2 separate regions of the Homo sapiens genome follow, and region 1 is linked to region 2. Evidence: chromatin loops called from intact Hi-C (ENCODE). Cell type or tissue: K562. All regions are shown on one strand. Each heading gives the region's core, and the rest is flanking DNA. Links, peaks and the distances in the headings are about the cores only.

Region 1 (9,763 bases), core at 3,477-5,976, 200 kb after region 2:
TCTTTCTTTGGAGGCAGAAATTGGGCATAACACAATATGAGGGGTGGTCTCCTCCCTTAACAGGGTGTTCCCTTGATTTAGTACTCTCCCCCTTTTCCTGTGGATGTGGCTTCCTGTGAGCTGAACTGAAGTGATTGTTGTCTCTCTTCTGGGTCTAGCCACCCAGCAAGTCTACCCAGTTCCAGGCTGGTACCAGAGGTTGTCTGCACGGAGTCCTGTGATATGAACCGTCTGTGGGTCTCTCAGCCTTGGATACCAGCACCTGTTCTGGTGGAGGTGGCAGAGGGTGCATTGGACTCTGTGCAAAAAATAATGCTCCATTTTTGTGCTGGTCGGCCTCCTGACAGGAGGTGTCACTTTCCAGAAAGCATTAGCTGTAGCAGTGTGGAGAGGGACTGGCAATGGGTGGGGCCCTAGAACTCCCAAGATTATATGCCCTTTGTCTTCCACTACCTGGGTGAGTAGGGAAGGACCATCAGGTGGGGGCGAGGCTAGGTGTGTCTGAGTTCAGACTCTCCTTGGGCTGGTTTTGCTGCAGCTGCTGTGGCAGATAGGGTAAGATTCCCAGGTCACTGGAGTTGTGTACCTAGGAGGATTATGGCTGTCTCTGCTGAGTCATGCAGGTTGTCAGGGAAGGGCAGTCAGGGAAGTGGCAGTCACAGGCCTCACCCAGCTCCCACACAAACCAAAGGGCTGATCTTACCTCCCACGGTGCCCCACCAAAACAGCCCTGAGTCTGTTTCCAGGCAGAGGGCTAGACGGGCTTGAAAACTTGCCGACGCTTTCCGCCTCCCAGAGTATATTTGAGGTGTCTCCCGGGTCCTGCAGTAGCAGTGTGCTTCCTTCAGAGGGTCTGTGGGTCCTCTCAGGATTGCTGGTTTGTTCTTGCTGTTGATCCGGAGCTAAAATTCACAGTGCAAGCCCCCGCATGCTGCTCTGTTCCCAGCTGCAATCTAGTCCTCCCTCCCGTCTGCCATGATCCTGAAATCCCCCTCTCTGTGGTTCTTGCTGCCCTTTGCATTACTTCTTTCCTTCTTGATTGCACAGGCTGAAAGTCTAGGAACTTGGACTTCTGCCTGTCTCTGGAAAGGGGCCCCAGGCTGTCCAGAGTAACAAATTATCTGCTTATCACAGTTGACACTGCTACCATTCTACTTTATTATTTCCGGCTATTATTTTCCCTGATTTTTGGGAAGCTGACTGCAGCTTTTTATCTAGATGCTCACACTCCATCACCGCTCTACCACCTCCTCTGTCTACTTGCCTCCCACCTTTCTGCGTGGGCTGCCCTGCCTTCTCCACACAGCGAGTCTTTATCCACTTCATCTGGTTTATCTGCTGAGAGTCCTCAAGGTTCAGTTGTTTCTCCATTGTTATTTGCAATTTATCTGATTCTAAACCTGACATTATATCTCACTGTGATATACAGTTATCTGGCTATTGTTTGTCCAATGCAAGTATATTATTTTGCATCCACTTTTTTTCTTGCTTTTCGAAGTTGGGAACCATGTCTGTAACATCACAAAATCTGATGTCTGCAAATCATCCCCGTAACTGCAGAGATAAGACAGGACTCATTACCATTCATGTTATCCTCACTTGGGGAGAACTCAGGTCAAATTTCTTTACCCTTGGATAACACTTTTCTTTAATTTTAAACTTGTCCTTTCTCTCTCTCTCTCTCTCTCTTTTTTTTTTTTTGTATCTTTTTTGAATTCAAGACATTCATTCACCTCCCACAGCTTGCTTCTCTGATTGGAAGACCATTTCTACTGGTGGCAGGCATAGTGTAAATATTTCATTTTTGAGGTTTGTTCAGCAAGGACTATTCGGACTGAAGATGAAATGCCAGCTAAAGTCCCTGTGTGTGAAGAACATCATGTTCAGCCTTTTTCTCCCAAGGCAAATTATTTGCTTAACTAAGGGTTTCTTCCTTGATTACAGTCCTTATTATTGAGATCTTGTCTGAATTTCCCAGGTGTGTTTTGAATTTCACAATCTCACTCTATACTCCACAGAGCTAGTCTCAGAAAATAGATTTGCATGTGCCCCCAGCTCTGACGGAGACAGAGCCCTTCCCTAGACAAAAAGCCCTGGGAATAAAGGGCTAAACAGTAACACAGTATCTGGGCATGCTAATTATTATTATTATTATTATTGACTGAGGACATTGGCTGGCTGTTAATAGACACATCTATTAGGTGTCATATTGTTTGTCTTGGGACATTGCTTCTCTTGATTTGTAAGATTTTAGAGGAGAATGAAAAAACTAGGTGAAAATTCAACAAGTAATATTTGGTTTTGGCATTTAAAGAAAACACATAAGCACCTCTGATGTGCCAATCAATGTGCCAGGCACAGGAACACAAGGGTGAGTAAGAAAGTAGTCAGTCTTTAAGCATCTTCATATATAGTGGGAGAGAGAGACATGCAGACAAGCAATTATAACATGTTGATACATTCTCCGACAGAGACCTCTGCAAAATGCCATGGGAGTCCAGAAGATGAAGTTATAAATTTCCCAGGGGTACCAGGGACAGTGTGTCAAAAAGTGAGCCTTGCAAATGACTGGGAGTGTCTCAGATACGGAAGGTGAGGACTGCATTCAGGCATAAGCAGCTCTGAGTGTGGAGGAATGGCCAGCTGGGTTGTGGAACAGGACAGAAGGCGAGAGTGAGGGCAGAGGAGAGAGGGCAAAGGCCTGGCTAGAAAGGGAAATTAGAGGCTGGCAGTAACAGAGCTCCCCCTATGTGAATATCAGATATCAGGTTCAGAGTGCCTCCCAAAAAAACAAGGGAAGGGGGAGAGGGTGGACCTTCCAAAGGGACATCAGCAGAAGATTCTGACTTTCTCTTCTTTTGAAATTACCACCCATTCCAAGCTCAGATGTCTGTCCTCATGCTGCCTTTCCTACTCAGTGGCTACAGGTCTGGGGACTAACCAATGGGCTTGTTCTTGACCTTGCTTCATGGCATCTGTTTCTGTTTAGACATCCCCACCTTCTTTTGTTCATTTCATTTTTTTTACGCTCTACTGATTTAACCATGGCCTCTTTTATATCCTATTTCAGTTAAGGCCCTGCTTTCATCTTCTCCACTGGCATTTCAGGCCTTTGCCCAGCTAAGCAGTGACCATATATGCCAGCGCTAGGTACCATCCTGGAAAGAGAGAATCAGATAGGATGGGCAAAGGCCTGTCTTAATGAGTGCTATTGAGATCTACTTGTAAGAGAAAAACAGATGTGGTTTCTATAACCTCATCAAGAGACATGTTATTCAGGATGGGATCAGGTGGGGGAAGGTGAGAAGATAATAGTAACTACGTCTGAAAGGAGAGGTATGTGACATTACCATGACAAACGTTAGAGGAGAGGTGGAGATGCTAAGGTATGGGAGCTTTTAACAATTGCTACATATGAATAATATTGGGAGATTATGTGAAATTATTGGGAGTAGTGTGAAAGAGAAGCGTAAAATTGGAAAATAATAGGTTTGGTGAATTACGGCACTTAGTATTTTCTCTGTCATTACCTTCCCTCCTTCCACCCCCTCAGTCATATCAAAAGTATCAAAAGCAGGTATGCAGAATGCAAGAAGGTGAGAAGAATGACAATCTTACTTTCTCGATCCCTGGATCCCAAAGCATGTTAAAAATGTTAAACCAGCAGTTTGCTCACAGAGACAGAAGCCAACTGTGGGGTGAAATTGCATCAGTAGGGACATGAGGGTAGACTTGAGAAAAATAGGGTTGCAAGGCACTAAAATAACAGAGGGAGGGCATTAGAGTTCCCTCTGTGGAAATCTGTTAGAAGAGGAGAGAAAACCATCTGTCTGGAACAGTGTAAATATAGTCATGCTTATGCCCAGGGGATGGACTTATTTTTTCCTTTTAAACAATTTTAACTGAAAGTTTTATGTGAAAACACTATCAAAGTACAAGAGAGTACTTAGTATTCTGTTTTAGTTTGTTATTATTTTATTATTAAACATTGTACAGTTAGCATTTTCCACATTTCTGCTTGGTCTTTACAGTTATTTTAATGGCTGCATAATATCCCAGTATATTGTAGAATTGTTAATGTAATAATATATCTGGTATTAGCTCTGTATATCCATTGCTGGCCCAATATTTGAGTATTTTTATAGACTTCTTTAATTCCTCTGCACTGTTCAAATTAGTCTGCCTTTCCTTTCCCAAATATTCCTAAACTTCTACCTGCAACCACCCCCACAACCACCAGCAGAATGCCCGTTCCACTTCATCTCTACTGGCCTATAGGGAGGAAACACGGGTGGTGGTAAAGGCTTCGCTGTCAGGTCAGAATCAGGTTTCCCATTTTTATTATTTACTAGTTTGGGGATCCTGTGACACTGGGCACATTATTTCATCTTGTGAGCTCAATTTCTTCATCTGGAGAATATCTGTAATTATATGTATCTTGAAGGGTTGTGTAAGGATTAACAACAACATTTATAAAGTGCTTGCTACACAGTAGATGCCTAGACGGTCTGATTACTGGGGACCCCACGACAAAGAAAGTTGTCTTCTTACATCCAATTAAAAGCACGTCGAGGGCAGGAATCTTATTTTCTTTGCCCCCGAATCCCCCAATGGTGCAGAGGGATTTATACGATTCATGCTTGTTAGTTGATTATGTAGATCTTTGCTGAATATCTGACTTCAAGGACAATGTTGTCAACTTGTATATGATTAGTGTGGGGTCGGGGGGTGTTAGGGGCAGAGGGAGTGGAGGAGGTAGGGCTGTTGAGCATGTGCTTTCTGAGTTTCTGAACTCTTGCGCCTCCTGTCGGCAGCCAACAGGTTCTAAAATGGCGGCAGCTCATGGCCCAGTATGGGTCTGCAGCTCCACCTGTAAGGAAGGCAATCACAGAGCAGGCGCAACTGGCAGCTCTATGCAACAACTACCTGTTATCAGAGGCTGCCTGAGGCCCCAGCATAAATATTCAGTGTGCCTTTCACACCACGACAATTTTAGAGACCAGGTGCACCAAAGATGCACAGGCAGATGAGAAAGGGAGAGGGGAGGAGGGAACCAACCCACAAACAAACCCGATTTCTCTGCTCCTCACAAAACATTTGCTTTTTACAAGCACACAGATAAATCCCCAGCAGCACAGGGAGTGCCGAGAGGGAAGCTGGCATTTGAAAGGCTTGCAGTATCAGCTAATTGGTCTCAAACCTAAATCATAAAAAGACCTGTAATTATGCTGTTCAGAATTAACACAGAAGACTGTCGGGTTGTTGGTGGTGGAGAGAGGGAGGGGCGACAATGGGAGGAAGAGTCCGTTTTTTAAGTGAATTTATACTATTATAAGACCTGTCGCGGGTGAGTAATAAAAATGGCGATGCTAAGTTAAGCCTTGTGTTATCCTGTTTGCTCAGATGCTGCTTATGCCAGCTGTAGCCAGCAGAAAGCACTTTTCAATTTATTTTTATGACTCTTCTCTAAAAGCATTCCATTAAAGGAATATTACTCTGTATGAAGTTTTGAGGCACCAGTGGCAGTTTATTTGCTTGTTGTGCTGGAAAGGAATAAACAGTTATCTGTGGTACCCATTATTTCGGTTTTGTCTTCCTCGCACTCCAGTTAAAGGTCAAATGTGGATTCTGCCATCTACCCTTCTATTGAGTGCCCCTCCTCCATTGGATTTGGCTGAATCTGGGTCACATTTCAGCCCAGTCTGGTGATCAGAACCGCTGAGTCTCGAGTTTGCGACTTGCTTGGGTAATTTCCGCCATCCCATTGGTGAGATGAAGCTCCTGCAGCCACGCTGCTTGTTTGCAGAGGCCGAGCGGAGCCAGGCAGGAAGACATCTCCTAAAGTGGAGCCTGTTCTATGTCTCTAGCTTGTCAAACTCGATTATTTGGTTCCTTTGGCAACGTATTCTACAGAAGCTGTGATGTGCAAATAGGAGAATGGTCTCTTTCTCTCTCACATATAAAATGGGTCTAAGGGACAACATGGCACAGTGGTTGAGAGTACAGTTTTTCGAGGCATATTGCTAAGGTTTGAAATTTAATCCTGTCGCCATAACATCTGCTATCTTAGGCAAGTTACCTAAGCTCTCTGCATCTTAAGTTTCCTAACCTACAAAATAGGGATATAAACAGTTCCCACTTCACAGGGTTTTTGTGATAATTAAATGAGGTCATACATGTAAAGTGCTTAAAACCATGGATGTCACATAGTGGGTGCTATCTGTGTAAGTATTAGTCATTCTGTTGTTAATATTACTGCTGAGATCTCAAGGAATGTAAGAGGATACTGGTGTGTGTTTTTTTGGTTTTTTGGTTTTTTGGTTTTTATGGCTCTGATTTTACCACTAGCTTGCCATATCACCTTAAAATCATCACTTATCTTTTCTGAGAAAATAATTCAGCCCCTGTTCTCATTCATGGAGGGATATGAAGACCAGCAAAATGCAAAAGTCATGATACATGTTTGGCCTTATGATTATTTATGATGTCTTTATAACCCAGATGAATACAGTGCTAACTCATGGTGTCAGCATGCTAATGTCTAAGCATATTTTCAAGATCTATTATTGGGACATGAATTTACTCATGTTGTGGGTTGTTATTTAAGTGATAGAATCTTAGAGTTGGAAGAGATCTTAGGAGCCATGGACTTTTTATTTTTAGCCAGGCATTCCTCCTATAACAGCTGCAATTTGTGGCAGGCTACAACCTGTGCTATCATGGGTCCTTTAATGGTGGATTCACTCTTGCAAGCTCATCTCTCCTAGTTCTAGATGACAGAATGCTCTCCTTAAACTTCACTGAAATTTTCTTTCCCCTAGCTTTCATATAGCTGTGTTGGTTCTGCTTCATGAACCTTCCCAGAACAAGCATAATTCCTTTCCTCAGGACAGCTCCTCACGTATTTGCAGACAGCAGTTCTTCTGAGGTCTTTTCTGTTCCTGGCCAAGTTCCTCCAAACATTCCTTATATGCCACAATGTCCAGACCCTTTGTCCTCATAAATGGATTGTGCCCACATTGGCAATATCTTTCATATAATGGTATTCTTGAAGCTGAGTACAGAATTCTGGTCATTGCTGGGCCTTCTTAGATTGTGATGTTCTTCTATCAGTGTGACCAAAGATGGCTCTCACCTCTTTGATTGCTACCAACCTTGGTCAAATCACTCATGCTTTGAGACCAAATCCCCCTTCTATTCAATGGGAACAATAAAACTTACATGGTGAAGCCATCAAATGATTTGGGTGAGCTTCAAAGGTGAACGATATATGAAGGGATTTGTTATAGCACAAAAATGAGAGTTTGGGTTCAATTGTACTGATACTGAGCTTATGTAGTCTGCTACAAACCTTGTTATTTTTCCTCTGTAAATATTGCAACTAGCCCATTTATTTTGCCACACTTATAACTGTAAAGTTTCATTTGTTAGCTTTTCTTGACATTCCAGTTTGTAGACAATCTTGATTTTGCCAACCAGTTTACTGGCCATCACTTTCTGCTTTGTGTGATCCACAAATTCAAGAAGCATGGATTCTGTGGTTTTACCTAAATGATAAACACAAATGTTGAACATTTTCCTTCACAAGAACTCTTCAGTTAGCTTCTCCCTATTTACAACATATACAGCTAGAAATAACAACAACTTCTTCCTTTTCTCGCTCCTCATCCCAAACATGTTTCTCTCACAAAAGCAGTTTCTATTTTGTTGTAAAGGTATTTAGGTAAATACCTTAGCATTTTCTGTAGATTATAAGCTCCTTAAGGACTGGGAATGTGTTGAATTATTGTTGTGGCTCCCAAAGACAATGACCCTGTCTTGTGTGTATTAGGCAACCACTTGAAGGCAAGACTATAGGGCTAAGGGCAGAGTTTTTTACATCCTTCAAAGAAGACTCTCCACTAATTATGCCATCATCAAGCACTTATTTGTGTAGTTTGTTTGATTAATGTAAAGAGTGTTATAATGATTATCTTCTGTTAAGTCCAAAATTATAATGGGGCTGAGATGTTACTTGACTTGCAAGCTAACCTTCCTGTGTAGGTACGAGTGTGTGTACACACACACACACACACACTAACAGAAACACCAGACCTCTGCATTAGAGAACAGACCATTTACTCCTAGAACATCTTAGTGCTGGTTCCCTGTGCCCCAGTCAAGCACAGACTGGTGTGCCAAGGGCCTGATACTATCTGTGCAAGCAGTGGGGTCACACCACAGAGGAGGAGCCCCAAATTCATGAGGCTTGAAACTTCTACAGTATGTCTGGCACATCTGCACTGATCTAATTCCAGAGAGAGAGAGAAAGAAAGAGAAAGAGAGAGAGATCCTCTCTGGGGTGGAGAGAAGGAACTCTACTCACCACTCTTAGAATATAAGAAAATAGCAAAATAGCTCTGGAGGAAATGAATCTTTTAAATATCTCTGGAGGTATGCACTGTCTCTAATTGAATGTTTACCACTGTTTACCATTGAATCCTCTCTTTAACCTGGGTTTGCAAGAAAGCCCAGACCATGCAGAAAGGTGAACATATTCACGGAGAGCTGTTTCCCAATATCTTCTGCAAAGAAGCCACCTTAAGTAGCCATACACAGACTCTAAGATATTATCCGTGCTGAAAATATTTTATGTTCCTATTTGAGGATGGCTTGTAGTCCCAGTGTTACATTGTTTTTACTTGAGTGTGTATATATATATATTTTTTGCTTTAAGGGAATCACCAGTAGTAATTTTTTAAGTCCCCAGAATAATAATTTGACCTAATGGGGTAAGTAAAGTAGCAGACAAGTTAGGTAATATAAAAATACCAGTAAAGAATAAAGTCACAACAATGTATCAAAAATTAAGATTTACTACCAACTAAGACTACCAACTTCTCTTTTGGGCCTTGCAAACTGGCTGCAAAAGTTACAAAAAAGTAAATCAGCAGCATTGCTGGAAAAAATGATGCAGCTCTACAATGATATCTTTTAAGTTTTAGTACTACTTTGGTTGTATAATTTCTGCTTGCCTTTTTTTAAAAAAAAAAAGTCATATTGCCACTGTATAGTACTATCTTACATTTCCAAAGTCTTACCCAACACTGTGTTTGCTAGGCACTATGAAAGATGCAAAATAAATAGTATTACTGGATCTGCAGGAATATTTCAGTCTAATTGGGAATATTACAGTCTAGTCGTGAGGATAAAAATAAATCCATGCACCAAATAGAAATATGTAAAATAGTATAGGATATATAGGTTTGGAGAGGTTCAGTGTAAATAAATTTTCAGGGCTGGTGTATATTTAACATGAACAAGCGCAAGATTGGGGAGCTGGAAAGTAGTGATGTGCAGAAGAGACAACGTTGGGCACCTTTTCTGTTTGCCAAAAGAGTGGAGGAGGGCTTCCTTTTACCATGGGCATTAATTTCTCCAGAGTACCCAAATAAAACAGAATTCCTAATTTTCTCTAGAAACTGTCCACACTTCAGAACAGGCTATTATAGGGGCAGATAAGGCATAGGGAATTTGGTGTGAGAGTAAAATAAGCAGGGGTGGGATGATGAGAAGTTCACAGGAGCAGAGTGAACTGAGACACAGCAAACAGAAGGAAAATATAATCAGAGAATTGTGAGGATGACTTTTGTAGCAAGTATATGAGACTTCCTTGTTCAGATCCAAATGAAAGACTCACTTAAAGTAACTGTTGGAGCAAATTGCTTCTCCTCAGACCTTTCAATTTCTTTATGCACTGATTAGTGTTTTGTTTTTTATTTTT
Region 2 (9,763 bases), core at 4,205-6,704:
CCTCTGTCAGGGCCTTGTAGTTCGTCCTCATTTCCATCTGGAAGGATAGATGTAGTGCAACATATTTGTGAGCAGGCTGTCGATATTTAACAAATATTTATCAAATGAATGAACAAATGAATGAATGGGGAAATGTTTATCTTATGCCAAATCCTCATCATTGGAAAATCATAGCACACTCAACAGGGTTCTCCACTCACCCCAACCTACCTACCTTCCCTAGTCAAGATATTCCTGGAACCTCACCTTGAAAGTCATTTGTCACTTCTGCATTCTTGTTCCAGGCCCCAGGCCTCTTCTTTGCTTGTCAAAGAAGCAAGCTAAGTAACTAGATGGGTTACTTAAGCAAGAGAATGAGAGAAGTGGGAGAGGACAGGGCACCAACATTCTGGAATGCCACAGAATGTTTCCTGTGAAGAATGAATATTTCTCCTGTGGAAGGCAGGTTTGGCTAAGATGCTGCCACCTGCATTTTCCAGGCTGGGAGCAGGCCTTGGCCCTGGAAAGCAAGCTCTTAGACTTTGGGGAGCACAGGCCCAAATGGGCAACTAGCCCATCCCTAGGGGAAGTCCTTTATGTCACAGCAGCAGCTCCAGCCCCACAAATAGATGCCAGTACAGTAGCCCCTCGGATCACAGGAGGTATTTTTGGTGCTGGAAGCCAGCCACACTTTGGCAGGCTTTCAGCATCAAGTCTGTTCCCTTTAGAGGCGGGGGGTGGCAAGCTATCAGTGTTTAGCATGGGAATGCTGCCTGAGAGTGTGTGCATGCATATATTTACGGTGCCTTGAGTCGGCTGGGAGGTGGGCTCAGGAGGATGTGTGCCTGGACCTGTGCTTGGGAGCCAAGGGTGCTCCTGCTTGCCAGTGTCAGAGGGCAATGTTTGGATGGTGCACTGGCTGTTGCCCGGTTTGTACCTGGCTCCCAAAGCTGAGACCACTGATGCCACCACCAAGTTGATTGGTCTCTGCTCTAAGATGCATGTCATCTTTCACTTGCCCTGAGCCCAGGCTTGCCACTATAGACAGGCAGGAATGTGGTCCCTTCTGTCTCCCTACCAGGTACCTCACCTTCATCCAGCAGATGCTGTCAGGCAACCCCAGCAGCAGAGCAGCCTCCCCTTAACCCCTACATTGTTAGGAACAAAGGGATTGGTCCAGACAGGCCAGCCTGGAGTGTGTGGGCCAAGTCCTGTGAATGGAAGAGAGAGACTGCGGGATGCCAGAGTGGTGGGTCTCAGCCCAGGCAACGGGGCTGGCAGCCCAGGACACAGGAACAGGGCATCTGCTCCGGGGTTCTCAGTACCATTCATAAAGACGTCACCCTTCCCTCCCCTCCCCTCCCCTCTCCTCCCTTCACAAATCCCACTTTCCTGTGTACTTTAAACAGTAGCAAGCCTGTTAAGGCTCCAAATCAAACAAGGCAGGATTTCGCTCCTTTCTCACTAAACCTCCCACGAGCAGAGCTTATGTCCCTGTATACCTCGTCCTCTTTCCCTAACCCTCCCTCCCCTCCTCCATCCATCTAGTGTGTTGCTCTGGGAGAAGAATATTCTCTGTGAAGCCCAGGCAACTGCAGTCCCAAACCTACTTAAATAGGTCCCTGGAACAGTTTGCAAGGCTCTGGCATTTGCAAGGTCAGAAGGCTTCAGAGGAGGGGTGGGGTAGGGGAGTGTGGACAACTGGGCTCCAGGCATGGAAGGTGAAGGCTGAGGCTCAGGACTTATTTTTTTTTTTGCTCTATTCCTAGCACTAAGGGTCAGGAAAAGGGCCTTCCTCTCTTATTTTTTCTAAAAGAATCCCCCCAAAGGAGAAACTAATCATTTGGTCACATAATCCCTGGGTAAATCTCTTGGTGCCTCAGTTTCCTCCTTTATAAAGTGGAATAATGTCCCTTGCATTTCATGTCTTGCAAGATGCTGACTATGAAAGAGCTTCACAAGCCAGAAAGCATTATACAAATCCATGGGAATGTTCTCTTAAAACCTGAAAGTTCCATCCGGAGGCAAACCTATTTCCCAACTGTACAACTGCAGTTCTTCTCTTGGTTGGTTTTCTAGGAAAAACAGCTGGGCTCACCAGAAATATCCCTTTGCTTATGGGGTCATTGTTGTCCATCACCTCGGGGTCCCTCCTTCTCTCCTACTCTTCCACTCAAAAATGCTGCAGAGAAAAAGAGATTCTGTCCACAAACCTTCATCTATGGAATCACAAAGCACACCCAGGCTGGAGTTGGTCCTCATTACTAAGCAGCCCACGTACACACCCACACCCTCCCAGGGAGCAAGAGAAGAGAGGGGCGGCTGAGGTGCCTTGGAGAACACGCTGTGATTGCATAGAAATTAGCATGGTCCCATTCCCTGTGGGCTGAGATGTATTATGTGAATGTGCTTTTGGGGTCCACCCCTGCTCAGCAGCCCTCACTGGCCAGGAATCCCCTGCCTGTTCTGAGTCACTGACCTCCTGTCTTTGCTGCATAGCCTGGTTCAGAGGACAGTTGCTGCCAGAACTACAGTTGGGTTCTAAGGCTTTCTGAGGGCTCAATGTCTTCTGGGCGGGCCTGCCAGGGCTTTCTCGGGGTGGGGGGGGGGGGTAAGACTGGACAAAATCAGCGCCATTTATTTGCTTTGAGATCAGAAATTCACAGAACTGGTAGGAAGTAATCATTTTGTCCCATCGTCTTCATTGAGACAAAACAATACTTTTTCTTCAGTTGCCCATAATTATCAAAATATAATGGTATAAGTTAAAATATATTGAATTCCTACTCTGTGCTAATCCTAATCCTCACAACTCTAATCTTACAAGGTAATTAAGTAATTATTATCACCCACTCCCTCTTTTTTTTGAGTCAGTGTCTTGCTTTGTTGCCCAGGCTGGAGTGCAGTGGTGCGATCATAGCTCACTGCAGCCTCAAACTCTTGGGCTCAACCAAGCCTCTTGCTTCGGTCTCCAAAAGCTCTGGGATTACAGGTGTGAGCCACCATGCCTGGTTTATCATCCCATTTTACAGATGCTGAAACCGATGATCAAGAAGTCACATGATGGTCCTAAGGTCACACAGGTAGTGTGTGGTATGGCCAGAATGTAAATGCAGGCTGATCTGGCACCCATTTTCTCGAATTTTGCCCTTTTCTGATGAGGAGAAAGTGATGAAAGTGTGGGGGCCCATCAATGTGGGAGTTTGAAAGCCAGTAAGTGGGAAGCAACAGGCCTCAGCCTGCTTCTTAGCATTTCCCCGGCCAAAGACCTGGAGCCCCTGCCACAGGAGAATGCCCCCAGACTCATCACGAATCAGGCAAAGCATCGCAGAGCTTTAGTTCTGCCGAGGGTCAGGAGCATCGTTTTCTCTTACAAAGGAGAGCATGTTGTTGTAATTGTTTTCATGATTTTTTTAAACGATCATACTAATGAGCTCAATTCTCCTCTATTTTATAGTGGGTGTGTGTTTAATAATGGGAATTGGCCTGTAGGAAAGAAGTTGCCAATACATGCAAATCTCTGCTAGCTTCTGTCACCTCTGCCCTGTACAACACCACATATGTGGCCACGCCTGCCTTTCAGAATAATGGGATAATTGGGTGCAACCCGTGTCACCCCCACCCCTTAAAGAGAACATGCCAGTCGGTCTTTGTGGAAATCCACGGGGAGCTGGGTGAGCAAAACGCCAGTGTCTGACTTCGCCTTGATTGCATCTGTGCCCTACAAACCCCAACAGAATTGAACTCACAGCTCCTCCTAATTAGGGGAGAAAGAAAGACAAGAATGATAGCAGAAGAATTTCTTCCTGCTTCTGACTGCAAGCTCTTCAGGGACAGCCCATTAAGCCCCCAGCCTCCAACTTCTGTTTCCTGACTCATATCTGGAGTACCTAACACGGTGCCAGGTTCTCCCTGGGACTATAGCCCCGAGTGTGACAAGAGTGATGAACAGGGGCTGGTTTGAAGAGCCAGTCCCTGCTCTGGGGGCCTGTCTCTGGTATACTGTGAGGCAATGCCAAGTGGCGGCCCAGGGGGGATCTGGGAGGCCTCAAGCCAGACAGGTGAAGGCTGGTCCAGGGCCTTGCAGGGGTGGGTGGGACCTTGCCCGGGAAGGAGGCTGGGAGAGTGAAGTCCACCACTCCATGCAAAAATAAACAAACACGCTGTTTAAGCAAATCAAATATCCTGACATCCAGGTGCAAACCACAGTGCCTGCCCCATGCTATAAATTTAGGACAGGGTGTGAATTGCTAGTGTCTGAAAAGAAAAATCCAGAAGTGGCACAAGCGCTGGGCAGGCAGGGATCAACTGCATCAGCGCTGACATCATGAAACAATTAATAACCACATTAACAATGTTTTCCATATTCTGAGTTTCGAATTCCTAGAAGGAAAGGTCCACGTTTAGGTTTCCCCTCTTAGTCAGTTTAATATTAAGTTCATTATGATTCCTTTTGTGAAATACTCTCTTGCCGGGGATTATGAGTGCTATATGGGACAGAAAAGAAAGATCAGCAAAAGCAGTTCTCTTTTTCCATCATTCCCTTCTGGCTTTCCTCCTCTTTCTCTCTGGGGCTGCAGCACTGATTTTCTGGAATGGCTTCTTTTGACTTAGAATCAATCAGTGCTGGTAGGATGAAGGCTGCTGTCTCCATTAACAACAGCAACAACAGAACTAAAAAAAAACTCCACCTTGGGAGTCGGGAGACCTGGGTTTGATTCCTGACTCTGCACTCCCTGGCAGTGTGACATCACATAGGTCACCTTCCCTCCTCTGGCCTTGGTTTCCCCACCTGTAAAAAGCAGGAATTAGCTTTGATGCACCCTCTACTCCCCAGCACAACCGCCAGCTTGCTATGCTGCCGCCCTTCCAACTCTCTCCTTGGAGAACGGTGGAAGGATGTTGACGCCAAAAAAAAAAAAAAAAAAAAAAAAAGGCTTCTTTTAATGCCTAAGAAACTCACTGCCTAAAAAATCAACGAGGGAGTGCAATCCAGGGACAGAGCTGAGAAATAGGATTTTGCCTTTGAATTATCCCAAGTCGGATGATTTCTCTCTCTGCCTGTCTTTGATAAACGCTCCCATTCAGGGCTCTGGTGTTATGAATCTTTCTGAGTCATGGGTGGCTATAGCCCCTTCGATCCATTCAGCTGACAATATTTCCTGACGTTTCAAAGGCCAAGAGCATAGGACAATCCCGTAGTGTCTCTTTACCTTCTCTCTTCTTCCCCATCCCTCAAGCTCCAGCCTCCACTTTTTCCTGTGGAATTCCTACTTTGGCATTGTTGCACAAGGTCGTGATATGACAGCAAACCCAGCCTTGGCGATTGCCCAGGGTGCGGGAGCCCCAGCTCCTGGTCTCCTGGAGAAGCCGGCAGAAAGCCTTCTGTGGTCTCTCCAGGACATCACCCACCCCTGGTGGAATGACAGGGAAGTTTCCTGGCTTCAGAAAAGCAGGGCAACCTGGCAGCCGCCCCCTCCTCTGCAGTTATCAGTGTGGTTAATAATTATTACCCTGTGTTAATCACGACAGCGGAAGAGTAGCAGGCCGTTATTTCGAAATGATCGGCTCCAGTCAATGACTACTTATGACAGCAAAAGGGAAACATCAGCTCCGGGGAGCCCCCATGTAAATGGGGAGTTGAAAGAAAGATCAGGAATAATGGAACGTGTGTTTAGTTCCATTTTCCTCCCTAAAAGGGCCCTGTCAGAGTAATTTCCCCTTCCATGTACTATACCTCTCCATTATTTACAATATCTTCTTGGGGGAATAAAACAACGCAGAACCGCTCCTCCTCATCTCCCACCCCCTGCCTCACCCTCCCCTCTCCCCACCCCCATCAATTGTGTCTCTTTCTGGAGTTTGGCAAACACAGCTACTTTCTCCTGCTGTGCTTTCAGTGGAGCTGAAATGACTGTGGCTCTAGTTATTTTTTTCCCTTAATCATTCTTTTTCTTTCTTTTTTGCAGGAGAACATTTTCACGAAGCACAATCACAGAAGAACAGAATGTCCTGATGTTTGGGTGAGCAGCATGCATTTCTTTTCTTTTTTTTCTTCCCCTTGAATAAAAATTACACTCCACAACCATAATATCAGAGGGCTAAAGGCCATCTTTCAAACTTTCTCATAATCTTGCGCTACCCTCTGTGCTCAATCTTATTTCTGACAGCCCCCTCCCTACCACCCCGGGGTGTAGTGGTTCCTTGAAGATACTAAGTTCATTTCACTCCCCTGAATCTACGCTCATGTTAATCTTACAGTCTGGAATGTGGCATTCCCCTGCCTCACTTCCCACAGTCATCCAATGCCTGAACAATCTTTAGGACCTTCTCAAGGTCCATCTCTTTTAAGATGCCATGGCGCTTTCTGTTTATACAGAATTTTAAGGATTTGTACACTAGCTTCTTTTCATTGTGAACTTGTAACAGATAAGTCATTTAATAAATATATGTTGAAATATTTTCACTAGTGGTATCTGCTTTTTCAAAAGAAACTCATTTCAGAAATGAGAGAAGCAAGGATACTCAGAGAGCATAAGTGACTTGTAGATCACATGTCCAGGAAATGGCAGAGAAGTTACTGGAACCCAGGTGTTTTAATTTCAAGTCCAGCATTCTTTCTCCTCTGCTGCATTCTGACTGCAATTCCCTCTGACCTCTCCTTTTGCTAATCAGTGTGCTTAATTTGGGCACTTTGCTTTCTTTCTTTTTTTCTTTTCTTTTTTTTTTTTTTGAGACAGAGTCTCATGCTGTCGCCCAGGCTGGAGTGCAGTGGCGCGATCTCAGCTCACTGCAACCTCCGCCTTCCAGGTTCAAGCGATTCTCCTGCCTCAGCCTCCCAAGCAGCTGGGACCACAGGTGCCCACCACCACGCCTGGCTAATTTTTGTAATTTTAGTAGAGATGGGTTTTCACCATATTGGCCAGGCTGGTCTTGAACTCCTGACCTTATGATCTGCCCACCTCAGCCTCCCAAAGTACTAGGATTACAGGCGTGAGCCATTGCACCCCACCGGGGCACTTCACCTTCATCTTTCCCACTAGATTGCAAATTCCTTAAAGGCAAGGGCTATGCCTTATGTTTCTCTTGCACCTTCCATCTGAAGTGAAAGTTTTGTATTAATTCCCTATAGCCATTGCCCATCCCAACTTTTCTTCTCTCTGTCAAGACTGGCACACCATCATGGAGTCACACTTTGGAAGATCTTTGTTCTGATGCTGGGACCCCTGTGGGCCTGGGATGGAAAACACCCATGATCTCTGTTTCTCTCTAAGGCTGACACCAGGACCCATCCAGTTCTGCTCCACTAATCTGGATCCCTCTTTCATACACAGAAGCTGACCACAGGGAATGTCAGGATGCCAAAAATCTCCTTTGGGACATTAGATATGCCTTGAATTTCACCACTACAAGTTCTACCATCAGGGAAAACCACTAACATCTCTGGCCCTGTTTAAACAAGGTACTATCTTCTCTTTCCTTTTGACTGATGAGCTCAGAAAAGACCCTATGATAAAGGAATGTGCCAAATTGCTCTGCAGTTTCTATATGTACCTCATCCCAGGACCTATGAATCACCTCTGTGCTTTTGATGAGCTTTAAAGTCCAACGAATGCTAACTTCTCTTAATGTCATAATTACATTTAACAGTTAATATTAATAATGAATGTGGTCATGTGTATAGCAAGTTGTCATTGACAAAGTTTTCATGTACATTAGAAGCAGGTAGATACATACTAAGAAGACTGCCGGGTTCCATTGCTATTGCTAAGAGCACAGATTTCAGAGTGGGTTTGATTCCTGGCTCCAGGGCTCATTCCACTGTGGTTTCAGCAAAGTTGCTTAACCTCTATCTAATGTCAGTCTCCTCAATGGTAAAATGGGAAAAGAATGTGAACATCATAGAGTTGTTATGAGAATTAAATGAGAGGCTTGTAAACCACAGTGTCTGGCACAAGAAAAACTGCTACTTACAGGACAGTTTCTCTGTGACAGTCATTGTTCTGTCACTAACTGGTGATGTGGCTTTGGGAAATCAGACAGCCTTATTTTCCTCCTCTGGAAAGCAAGAAGCATGGCATCCTGGTATATTTTGGTTTTCAGGCCAACACATTAAAATAGGTAGTCACAGTTTTGATCCCTGCCATAGGCACTATTGTAATTTCCATATATTTGCTCATAATAGTTATTAAATCCTTGGTTCCAGTTTTGGACCTGACCTGAAACAATGCACAATGATTGCTAGAACACAACCTCTGACTCCCAATCCTAACAAAAAATGATGTATTCCTTTCCCTTACTCTGCAAATCTTAGAAAGCAGTGTAATTGTCTCTATTTTCTTTTTTCTTTTTCTTTTTTTTTTTTTTTTTTAGACGGAGCCTCACTCTGTGGCCAGGCTGGAGTGCAGTGGCATGATCTTGGCTCACTGCAACCTCCAACTCTGTGGTTGAAGCAATTCTCCTACCTCAGCCTCCCAAGCAGCTGGGATTACAGGCGCACGCCACCAAGCCCAGCTAATTTTTGTATTTTTAGTAGAGATGGGGTTTAACCATGTTGGCCAGGACGGTCTCGATCTCTTGACCTCGTGATCTGCCCACCTCAGCCTCCCAAAGTGCTGGGATTACAGGCATGAGCCACCGTGCCAGGCCAATTGTCTCTATTTTCAAATGTGGAAACTGAGGCTTAGGAGAGTAAGTGCCTTGTGCAAGGTGATGCAGCTGATATATGATGGATCCAGGGTTGAAACAAGACCTATTGATTCCTAGTCCCATGCACCATTCATGAAGATGCAGGGCTTCTTCTACAAGTCTCTGGATGATTTCTTGTCCTCTGTGCAGATTCCATCTTGGTTTTTGACCCTGGTTTCTAGAGAAGGGAGCACTGCTGTCCACCCCTGGGAACAACAGCATTGCCTCAGAACCATCCCTCTCAGGCAATTCAGTGGAGGAGGACACAGTGACCTTGAGGCTGAGTCCACTCCACTTTGTCTCCCCTTCTGCTCCTCCCAGACTGCCCTGGGAGATCTTGCCTTTAATGGCATTAGTATGTGCCTTCTGCAATGCTGATTAAATTATCTAATTGTTTGGAATTGGATGGAGCTCCTGAGTCAGGAATGCCACTTGACAACCCTGGGGACTGGGGTCTGGTTTCTGCCTCAGGAGCCAGCACAAAGTGTGCAATTATTCTTCATGGGGGTAGGAGAAGGCAGCACACATGCAAAGAACCAGTACCCTTCTTGAGGAGGGGAGGGTCCGGTTGGGACTCTGCCTCAAGGGCCTACAATGGCTTTCATTCCTCTCTACTTCTCATTCACAGCCACACTTCTCTCTGTCACGATAGGACAGTGTGGGGATCAGTCTAAAAAGATGTTTCTGTATGAACTCCCAAAAAAGGAACCCTCACCAATTTAGGACTATAGCTTATCATAGTTGGAAAAAACCTTCAGGCCATTTAGTCTTACCCTCAGTTTTAGTTTCCGAGGTTGCATACCAAATGACCACAAACTGGGTAACTTAAAACAATAGTTTTTGCTCTCATAGTGCCGGAGGCCAGAAGTCAGAAATCACGGTTTCAGCAGGGCCAGGCTTCTTTTGAAAGCTCTAGGGAGAAATCTTTCCTTGCCTCTTCCAGCTTCTGGTGGTTGTCCGCAATCCTTGGCATTCCTTGCCTGGAGCTGTTTCACTCCAATTGGTACCTTTGTCCTCATATGGCCATGGCCATCTTCCGTGTGCGTGTGTGTGTGTGTGTGTGTGTGTGTGTTCACATGGTCTTCTCATAAAGACA

Evidence for each region. Peaks named below come from ENCODE experiments on the same cell type or tissue, not always from the same donor. Only the 100,000 strongest peaks of a DNase experiment are listed, where the experiment ranks them.
Region 1: a loop joins it to region 2, with 2.5 times the contacts of the local background. A loop is called at or near these places in 2 of 110 quality-filtered maps.

What each region holds. Positions count from the first base shown.
Region 1 is chr1:208,445,328-208,455,090 of GRCh38, forward strand. No RefSeq gene overlaps it. Among named protein-coding and RNA genes, the nearest start is that of LINC01735, 160 kb to the right of the region's middle. RefSeq lists enhancers at 1-1,064, 224-724. In K562, for the core only: a CTCF peak has its summit at 4,822; a DNase peak (open chromatin) is centred at 4,814; H3K27me3 peaks cover 362 bases.
Region 2 is chr1:208,247,181-208,256,943 of GRCh38, forward strand. LOC105372889 (a long non-coding RNA gene) reads left to right here and starts at 5,562. Exons shown (of 6, transcript XR_922509.2): 1 at 5,562-5,647; 2 at 5,949-6,002; 3 at 7,317-7,441. In K562, for the core only: a CTCF peak has its summit at 5,388; a DNase peak (open chromatin) is centred at 5,391; H3K27me3 peaks cover 1,377 bases.